3 separate regions of the Homo sapiens genome follow, and all the other regions are linked to region 2. The links are chromatin contacts, found by Hi-C in ENCODE. All regions are on one chromosome and are shown on one strand. The core of a region is the stretch at or near the end of the contact, and the rest is flanking DNA. Distances in the headings are between cores, read along the strand shown. Region 1 holds the start of ZNF71-SMIM17 (ZNF71-SMIM17 readthrough (NMD candidate)). Region 2 holds the start of ZNF416 (zinc finger protein 416). Region 3 holds the start of ZNF132-DT (ZNF132 divergent transcript).

Region 1 (2,847 bases), core at 77-2,576, 980 kb after region 2:
CTGAACAAATCAACCTCTCCTTGGTCAGAACAGAGTAGGGCACAGAGACCCTTTGGGAGTCTGATCCCACTTTAAGAAGATCCTGTGGGAGGCAGAAGAAACAGCCTTCCTTTTCCCCTCCTCCACCCGGCCCCTGTCACTCCCAGGCCCCTACGCCTCCAGAGCCTTCTATGGGCAGGAAAAAGCCAGGGAACTGTGGGCAGGCAGACTAGGAGAAGCGTAGGGTGAGAAGGTAGTGGCTCTGCTAGGCTCCCTTGTCCAGGCATATAGTCTTTGGAAGAGGCACACCCAGACGCACCCACCCCTGCAGAGTCACACGCAAACATCAAGAAATACTCTAGACACAGGTGGACACACAGAGATAGGAAAGATCCAGACAGGACTGGCCCCTGGAAAGACACAGCCCTACACTCATGCCAAGAGACATGCATGGAAAGAGCAGACATAGTGGACACCCAGAGGGCACCCTCCCACAGAGACACTCATGGACAGAGATCAAGGCTGACACACCCACAACACCAAAGACAAGGACACAGGCAGTCACTCAGAGATATCACCACACATGCATAGGCAGAGACCTGGAGAGACACAGCTCCACAGAGAGACCAAGACTCTGAAGAAGTGGGACACACACACACACACGCTACCACACATGACCCACACGGACATACATGGACACATTCACATTCATTCACAGACCCAGCCTCTGGACGACACGCAGTTTCTCTCTCTGTCTCATACACACACACACACACACACACACACACACACACAAACACACACACACAATCACAATATCCAGAGACACAGCCATACCCTCAGGACGACACAATCTGTCTCACACACACATACAGACCCACACAGACACACACACAGACACATTCACAATATCCACAAAGACACAGCCTCATCCTCAGGATGATATGCACTGCCTGTCTCTCACACAGGCCACCTTCCCCCCAGGATGGCCCTCGTGTTCATGCAACTTTCCTACCTCCAACCCACTCACGCCTCTCCCTCCCTGGCCCCGGCCTCTCCTCAGCCCCTCAGCCTCCAGTCAGCCTCTCCTTAGCCCCTCAGCTTCCCCTCAGCCTCTCCTCGGCCGCTCAGCCTCTCCAGGCGCACCTCGGTCCCGGCCTGCACGCCCTCTCCTGCGCCCGCACGCCCTGGACCAGCACCCAGCCCTGCACTCCCCGTACCTGGGCCTGCACGCCGTCTCCCCGAGGCCGCGCCCTCCCCGGGGCCAGGTTCCGGCCCCCGGCACAGGTAGAGGGTGGGCGCGACCCCGCAGCCACACTCACCGGCTCGCCGCTCTGCCAGGACAATGACCGCGCCCGCTAGGCCCGCCCGACGGCAGTGCGCCTGCGCGGACTGCGCCGGACTACGCTTCCCAGAAACCCGCGCGCGCCACCTCCCCCCGGCTTTTTTCAGCCGAGCCCAGCCGAGTGGAGCCGAGCGGAGCCAACTGAGCTCCTCCATCTCACAGAGGACTCCGCGGCCAAGGAGGCTGGGGCGAGAGGGAGGATTGAGGGGGAGGAGGCAGGGAAAGGGAAGGAGAGAGAAGAGACGGAGGGAGGAAGGGTGGAAAGAAAGACGGAGGGAAAGGAGGGGCGAGGAGGAGGGACAGGAGGGAAGGGGGGAGGAGGGAGAAAAGAAGTAGGAGAGGTGGGAAGAAGGATGGAAGGGGAGGAGGGATGGGGAGGAGCGGGGAGAAGAGAGAGGATGGAGAGGGACTTGGGGAGGAGAGCTGGGGAGGAAGAAGAAGAGATGGAGAAGGAGGAGGGGTTGGAAGAAGGATGGAGGGGAAGGAGGAAGGGCTGGGGAGAGACTAAGGGAAAAGAACAGGTCAGAGAGGAGAGGAACCAACAGAAAGAAGAGGGAGCGGGTGGGAGGAGGGAGGGGCAGGGAGGCAGGAAAGGAAGAGAATGGAGACGGCAAGGAGGAGAAGGAAGAAAGGGTGGAAAGGGGGATGAGAAGGTGGAAAGGACTATAAGGAAGAAGAAAAGGGTGGGAAAAGGAGGAAAGAAAGAGGAAGTCGAGTTGGGGAGGGCAGGACAGGCTGAAGAGAGGAAAGAATGGGTAAGGAGAGGGAGGAGGGAGGAAGGAAAACAGAAAAGGACAAGGGATGGGTGGAGGCAGAGAAATGAGGGGGATAAAAGAGGCGTGTCACATCTGCTGCAGACATTTCTGCAGTCCAGCCAATGGACTGGCCTGAGGGACCATCCCAGGCAACTTTAAACCTGATAATCATGCTTATCTTTAAAGAACACTTTTTAAGCATACAGATGTGCAAAGAAGAAAATGAGCATAGGTGTAGAATAAAATGTATAGGAGACTATCGGTTTGGACTGAGTTCCTGCACTAGGCCCAACAGATCAAATCGAAATGGAGCTACTCATGCTGAAGTTCCAGGCCACCAACTCCAACTAAGTTGTTACCTGACCTCCTCTCAGGAGAGAAAGAGAGAGATAATAGCCAAGTCCCAAACAGGCCAGTTTAGCAGGCATGATAAAAGAAATCCCCTTTGCTTTAACCATGATAGGGAAAGTAACTTTGAAATGACCCATCCACTCTTGTTCTCTGTTTCTGCTTTCCTCAGCCCGTTTCTGTGTATGAAGCCATATTCCTCTGCTTGGATCACCAGAACACTAGTTCTATTTTATAGAAGGAGGTGTGGCTGGATTCTAGAATTGCAAATAAAAAACAACTAGATCTTTAAATGTCAATTCCCTATATCTTTAGATATAAGAAAAAAAGCATTAATCCTTGTTGTGAGTTTCCTTTGTTCTGACCCCTGGTCTCCACATTTTATGATTTATAAACAATCTTCACAGCCAAGCTACTTTC
Region 2 (2,700 bases), core at 184-2,683:
AGTCATTTTAACTAGAGTGAGATGATATCTCATTGTAGTTTTGATTTGCATTTTTATAGTGATCAATGATGTTAAGCATGTTTTCATCTACCTGCTTGCCATTTATCTGTCTTTTAAAATTTTTAGTTTTATGAGTACATAGTATGTATGTATATTTATGGGATACGTGAGATATTGTGATACAGGCATACAATGTGTAATAATCATATCAGGGTACACAAGCATTTATCATTTCTTTGTGTTACAAACATTCTAGTTATAATACTCTTTTAGTTGTTTTTAATGTACAATAAATTACTGTTGACTGTAGTCTCTCTACTGTGCTATCAAATACTAGATCTTATTCATTCTACCCTGTCTTAAGGAGGCCTTGGTAGCCATGCTGAGGTTATGGGGTGCTGCTTCCAAAACCAAAAGTATTATGGGCAGCTGGTATGAAGGATCATAGGCTTATGGTCTGTGAGATCCTGTATGTTTAAGAAAGCCCAGTCTTATTGCCAGTAATTACTGTTTTAATGGTGTATAGCATGAGGCTGAAAGAGACAGTTTCCTGCATTGGAAGCTTTTACTCAACAAATGGCCGTTGTATGTGGTTCAGAGATTCCAAGAGGCATGAGAAGTGTAAACCAAAAATAAAATTCCCAGCCCCCCAACCATCTGAATGCATCCTTCCTCTTGGCCAAGGGCATTCCAAAGTTAATCTGAAAAACTAGTTCAGGACGTGATGGGAAGTGAGGGTCAGACTTGCCCTCCTCCCCTTGGAATTCAGGCACAACTGACCAGCATTAACATTAAAACAGAGATTTTAAGACTTCTTGTAGCAATAAGACAGTGAATTCCAGCCTGATTGTAGTATAGCATTACATGACAGATAGCAGGCCCTGAAAGGAATTGAAGTATTTTACTCTAAACTTTATTTATTTGACATATTTTGAAGAGGCCCTGCAAAGGTGTGTCTTGTGGAATCTGCATTTTGCTGAGAATCCCCTTTCCTCTCCAGGGTTTTTTTATTTTCATGGTCCAGGAAAGAATTAAGAGTCTGGCACCTTTCAAAGTCTGATAGGAAACATTTACAATCTATTCCCTCTGAAGCCTGCTGCGTGAAAGCTTCATCTGCTTAATAAGAACCTTGGTCTCTACAACCTCTTATCTTAACCCAGACACTCCCTTCAGTGGGTATGGGACTGCGGAAATCGGCCAGCGGCCCCTTTAAGGAGCAGCAAGTCCCTGTCTCGCTCTTGGTGTCGCGCCTTTTCCTAGCGCCCTCCGCGGGCCGCTTAGCCCTTGTTCCGGGTGAATCTCAGGGAGGGCACCGGAACCCTGGGCTTCTGAGAACTACATTACCCATAATGCCGAGCGCCAAGCTGCAAAGACGCGGAGCCAATCAACGTTCAGGAACGGACCTGTCTCCGTTTGTTGCATACGGTAAGGCGGGACTTCCGGCACCGCTCCGAGATGGTAATTTTGGTGGTTCTCTACCTCGGCCCACGCCGCCTGAGTTAGAAACGCTGCCTCCGGCACAGAGCGGGGGTCGCCCCGCTGCGCATCAGCCGGTGGGTCGCTGGCGCTGGTGGCAGCCGTGCCTGGGTTCCCGCCCCGGGTCGCCCGCCGCTCCCGGCCCCGCTCCGCTCACAATCCGATGGCGGCGGCCGTGCTTAGGGATTCGACTTCGGTGAGTGCTGCGTCTCCCGGGCCTCACCTGCCCTCTCCGCCGGAAATCCAACACCCTGCATGAGGGGCGCCTGCTTGCGTCCCTGCAGCCCGACCCTAGAGTCCAGGACTATGAGGCCCTCGCGGGTGGGGCTCCCATTTACAAGCCTGGTGTCGTGGGCTGTGGAGGGTGTGGCAGGCGGAGGGGCCGGTTTCTGTGAATCTTGCTGGGACGATTGAGCCAGTAACGTTCACGCCCGAATGGTAAAATGAGGCTCTTTCTTTTCAAGACGCTGAGAGCCATGGGTGGTTGTGAACAGACGAGGCACATGGTCTGAGTTAGACTTTTCAAATTTTTTCTAAAGTTACTCAGAGTTGGAACAGCCTGGAAGGGGGATAACACCGAGGCACAGGGAAGTTGAGTCCTTGTGCAAGGTCCCACAGCAGGTAAGAGTCACACGGAACTGAGGAGCAATAATAATTTAGTCATCACCAAGTCACCTGGCTCCAGGGCTGCGCAGGGAAACAAGGAGGCATCAGCCCATGGAGCTTCCACCATAGTTACCTGCCTCTCATAGCCTTCCTCTTCCCGCAGGTTCCCGTGACTGCAGAAGCTAAACTTATGGGCTTTACACAGGTGAGTGGAGAGTGTTTCGGGCCCTCACTGATGCTGACCCCAGTGTTTGTCTCTGAGATTGTGTTCTGGGACTCTTCTCTTGGCACTCTTTGGGTCCTTGGTTCTAGGAATCCTGAACAAACATCAGTCCCAGGGTCATACATCCAGGCTGGAAGCTGGTATAGAATGGTTCCTATTGCTGGGAACCAGTAAAGTAAGGTGTGGAACGTTGTCTCAGGCTTAGATACCAGATGAGCAAGTGCTTGAAGGTCAGGCTGAGCTGGTTTAGGAAACTACAGCTGTTTTCTTTCTCATGGGAACTGAAAGCTGGGATGCAGGAATCAGACAAAAAATGGCTGTCAGTTGTCGGGTGTTTCTTCTGGAGTGTGTGATGAGCAATGACAGTTTGGGGGCAGAGGAGGTATGTGATCTGA
Region 3 (2,827 bases), core at 313-2,812, 860 kb before region 2:
GGAAAACCTAGATTTCATGTGTAGGGGAAAGAGGAGACACAGTAGCCTTACCTAGTGGGCACTGGAGTACAAAGCTCTGTAGTATCATGTCACTGTAGAAGCCCCCTTGGACCTCACTAAGGAGCCCCACATTCTTGGAAGATGTACTGACCCTGTCCTCAAAGGTCATTAAGCCCTGCAACACCAAGCCAATGGGCAGACAGATGTGATCTAAGCACTGAGCGTGAGCCCTAGCCACTGGTCCTCCAACCTAAAACCCTCCTTCCCAAATCCTATCCTCAGGCCGTTCACTGGGCCAGGCCACCAACATAATGCAGTCTGGACGTCCTGAAGCCACACCAGAATTCTATATATCCAGAGGCCCATTTGACACCTCCACTCACAGGTCTCCAGACAATTCAGACTCTATACCTACAAAATCCATCGCTAATCTTCCATGAAACATCCTCCTCCTGCCAACTGCCAACCTCTATTCTCCACAGGAGGCATCCTAATTCTTCCTAACTACTTGGGATGGTCCTTCACCCCTACTCATGCTTATTCCACTTATCTAAGGTAGCAAAAAATTCCATTAGCTCTATCTTGAAGATCCACTGGGAATCTGATCACTTCTCCCATCCTTCTTGCTTCCGTTCTGGACAGGCCACTATCATAACTGTCTGGAACAATACTGCAATAACCTCCCCCACAGTCTCCCTGCTTCCAGCCCCACTACAACCACCTTCTCCAGTAGTGTGTTCATTCAGCAACCACTGAAATACTTTCCAAATTCTAACTCAGGTCATGTCCATCCCTTTTCTGTTCAACACCTTTCATGGCTCCCAGGCGCCCTCGGTGTGCCAGGAGAGGCAGGACTCCTCTTACGCTCTCCACTCGCTGCCAAGGGGGCATGAGAGCCTGCCTGAACGCTCAGGTCAGGGTCAAGTCCAAGTCTTCGCATATGCAGATCCCTCCTCCTGTACCCTCCACGTCTCAACAAACTGGATTCTGAAATGGTGACCCCCAACCTGTGAACGCTCCACACTGTTCAGTGGGGCCCGCAGAGGACCTGGGGCAGATACTTCTCAATCGGAGACTTAGGACAATGGTGCTGAGTCCAGCGGAGTGGGTGCCAGGAGACCTTTGGCGCACGTTCCATGCCTACAGCCGGGCGCACACTGGGTCAAGACCTCCCAATGCGTAGCTTTTCTTGGCCTCGGCCTCGCGCTCCCTAAAGCCAACATAACGCCAAGGGCGACGACTCCCGAGAGCCGCGGACACCTCCGCGCGGTGCAACCTGAGGGTCCCACTGGGCCGGCTTTATCTAAGGCACAGGGTGGGGAAGGGGGGTGCGGTGTTGTGGGGGGCGAACACTGGGCTCAGGGGCGATATTCGCCGCGGTGGGGGCGCTTGTATGTCAAGAAGGCGGAACTTCCCCGACTCTCGTGCCTTCCTCGCTCCTGTTTCCATGGGCCCAGGGAGCCTCCAAGATTCCGTCCCTCGCCTGACAACGCGGTCCCTTCAGAAGCAGACAAAATCGAGAAATGCCAAAGTGATGGTCCGAGGACGACGACGGAAGTCCCGCTGCCAGGCTGTGATTGGCCAGCGTCTTACACTCCGCCCGGAAGTGCCTGTCTCCTCGGCTGCCAATGGCCAGCCCTGAGGCACCGCGAGGGTCCTTCTGGATAATGTAGTTTGCGTTGCCTGAGCAGCGACGCAATAAACGCCATTCCTCAATCACCTTGGCAACGACCTAGCAGTAGCGTGACGGGCATAGGGAAATAGCGTCATAGACGGCGGGGATCCTTGAGCCAATGAAAGCTCGGACCAGTGGCAAGTCCGAGCTGTCATTGAGAGGCGGGACTTCCGGCGCCGCCATTGCGGTCCTCATTTTGCTGCTGGTGGGTTGGGCTACAGCAGGCCTCTGGAGCCACACCAGGGCACGGGAGTGGGTGCAGGGACCGTCACCGCGCCTTCACACGCACCATAGTGCCCGGCTAATTACTCTGCTTTTATGAGCCAAGGTGTTCCCGAAAGTGGAGCCAGCGCCACGCGTCTCCAGGGTCTCCATACCCAGCCTTCGTCCCTGCGGTGCCCAGAGGCCTTGCGCGCATTTTGCATTTGGGAAGACAGGTCCTGAGTGCGACCGTCACCCAGCGGAAGTGTGAGGGTTCGGCCCAGCGGCAGGGCTAGCCCTGGGCCTCCTGTTATGGCCCTGCCCAGCCCACAGGTTCTAATGGGGTTGCCAGCGTTGCTGATGGGCCCGGCGCAGGTAAGTGGAGTGTGCCCCAGGCCCTCACCCGCTGGGATTCCGGCCCTCAGGATCCTGAAGCCCAGATAGAGGGGATGTTGGTGTCCTGGGACTCTTGATCGTGTCCTGTCCTCACACGTGGGTCCTGGGCCCTGCCCTGGGAGTCACTTACCCTTACCATCCTGAATCCAGGCAAGGGGTTATATCGAGGGATTCCCATTTCTGGAATCCTGTGGAATGAGATCTGGAAGGCTGTCCCAGGGACAGTGACCAGCATGTGTACCTTGTTTAGTGGTGATGAAATGGAAGCATTCTGGGGACTGCCGGTCTCCATTTAGTCTGGTGGAAACAGGGAAGGGAAACCAATAGTTAGGCCTGGAATGGCAGCCTGAGGAGCTGGACCTCTATTCTGATGGTGGTGGGAGCCATGGAAGGTTTGGAGTAGAGGAAGTAGGTGCTCTGACTCCAGTCTTAACAGACGCCCTATGGATGCCTAGTGGGCAGCAGACTGGAGGGATGGTGATGGTGGAGCAGGAAGGCCAGTGAGGAGCTGACAGATGTGGTCCAGATGTGTGCTTTGGGTAGCTGGACAGAGGG

What was found. A loop is a pair of places that touch in the nucleus more often than their neighbours do. Pooled maps may share reads with other maps.
Region 1: a pooled map shows a loop between it and region 2 (8-fold over the local background). The contact joins the promoter of ZNF71-SMIM17 here to the promoter of ZNF416 in region 2. A Hi-C loop is called at or near these places in 4 of 50 pooled maps.
Region 3: a pooled map shows a loop between it and region 2 (28-fold over the local background). The contact joins the promoter of ZNF132-DT here to the promoter of ZNF416 in region 2. A Hi-C loop is called at or near these places in 1 of 37 single-sample maps with no recorded cell type and 8 of 50 pooled maps.

The regions. Positions count from the first base shown.
Region 1 is chr19:56,593,781-56,596,627 of GRCh38, reverse strand. It overlaps ZNF71-SMIM17 (ZNF71-SMIM17 readthrough (NMD candidate)), which reads right to left and starts at 1,326. Exons shown (of 5, transcript NR_163263.1): 1 at 1,200-1,326. It overlaps ZNF71 (zinc finger protein 71), which reads right to left and starts at 1,326. Exons shown (of 4, transcript NM_001370215.1): 1 at 1,200-1,326. RefSeq lists a silencer at 975-1,364.
Region 2 is chr19:57,577,644-57,580,343 of GRCh38, reverse strand. It overlaps ZNF416 (zinc finger protein 416), which reads left to right and starts at 1,433. Exons shown (of 4, transcript NM_017879.3): 1 at 1,433-1,672; 2 at 2,246-2,287. The coding sequence starts at 1,640. RefSeq lists a silencer at 1,524-1,743.
Region 3 is chr19:58,439,183-58,442,009 of GRCh38, reverse strand. It overlaps ZNF132-DT (ZNF132 divergent transcript), which reads right to left and starts at 1,562. Exons shown (of 1, transcript NR_186311.1): 1 at 1-1,562. It overlaps ZNF132 (zinc finger protein 132), which reads left to right and starts at 1,857. Exons shown (of 3, transcript NM_003433.4): 1 at 1,857-2,251. The coding sequence starts at 2,189. It also overlaps a transcript of ZNF324B not described here. RefSeq lists enhancers at 660-1,169, 1,319-1,448, 1,681-2,191.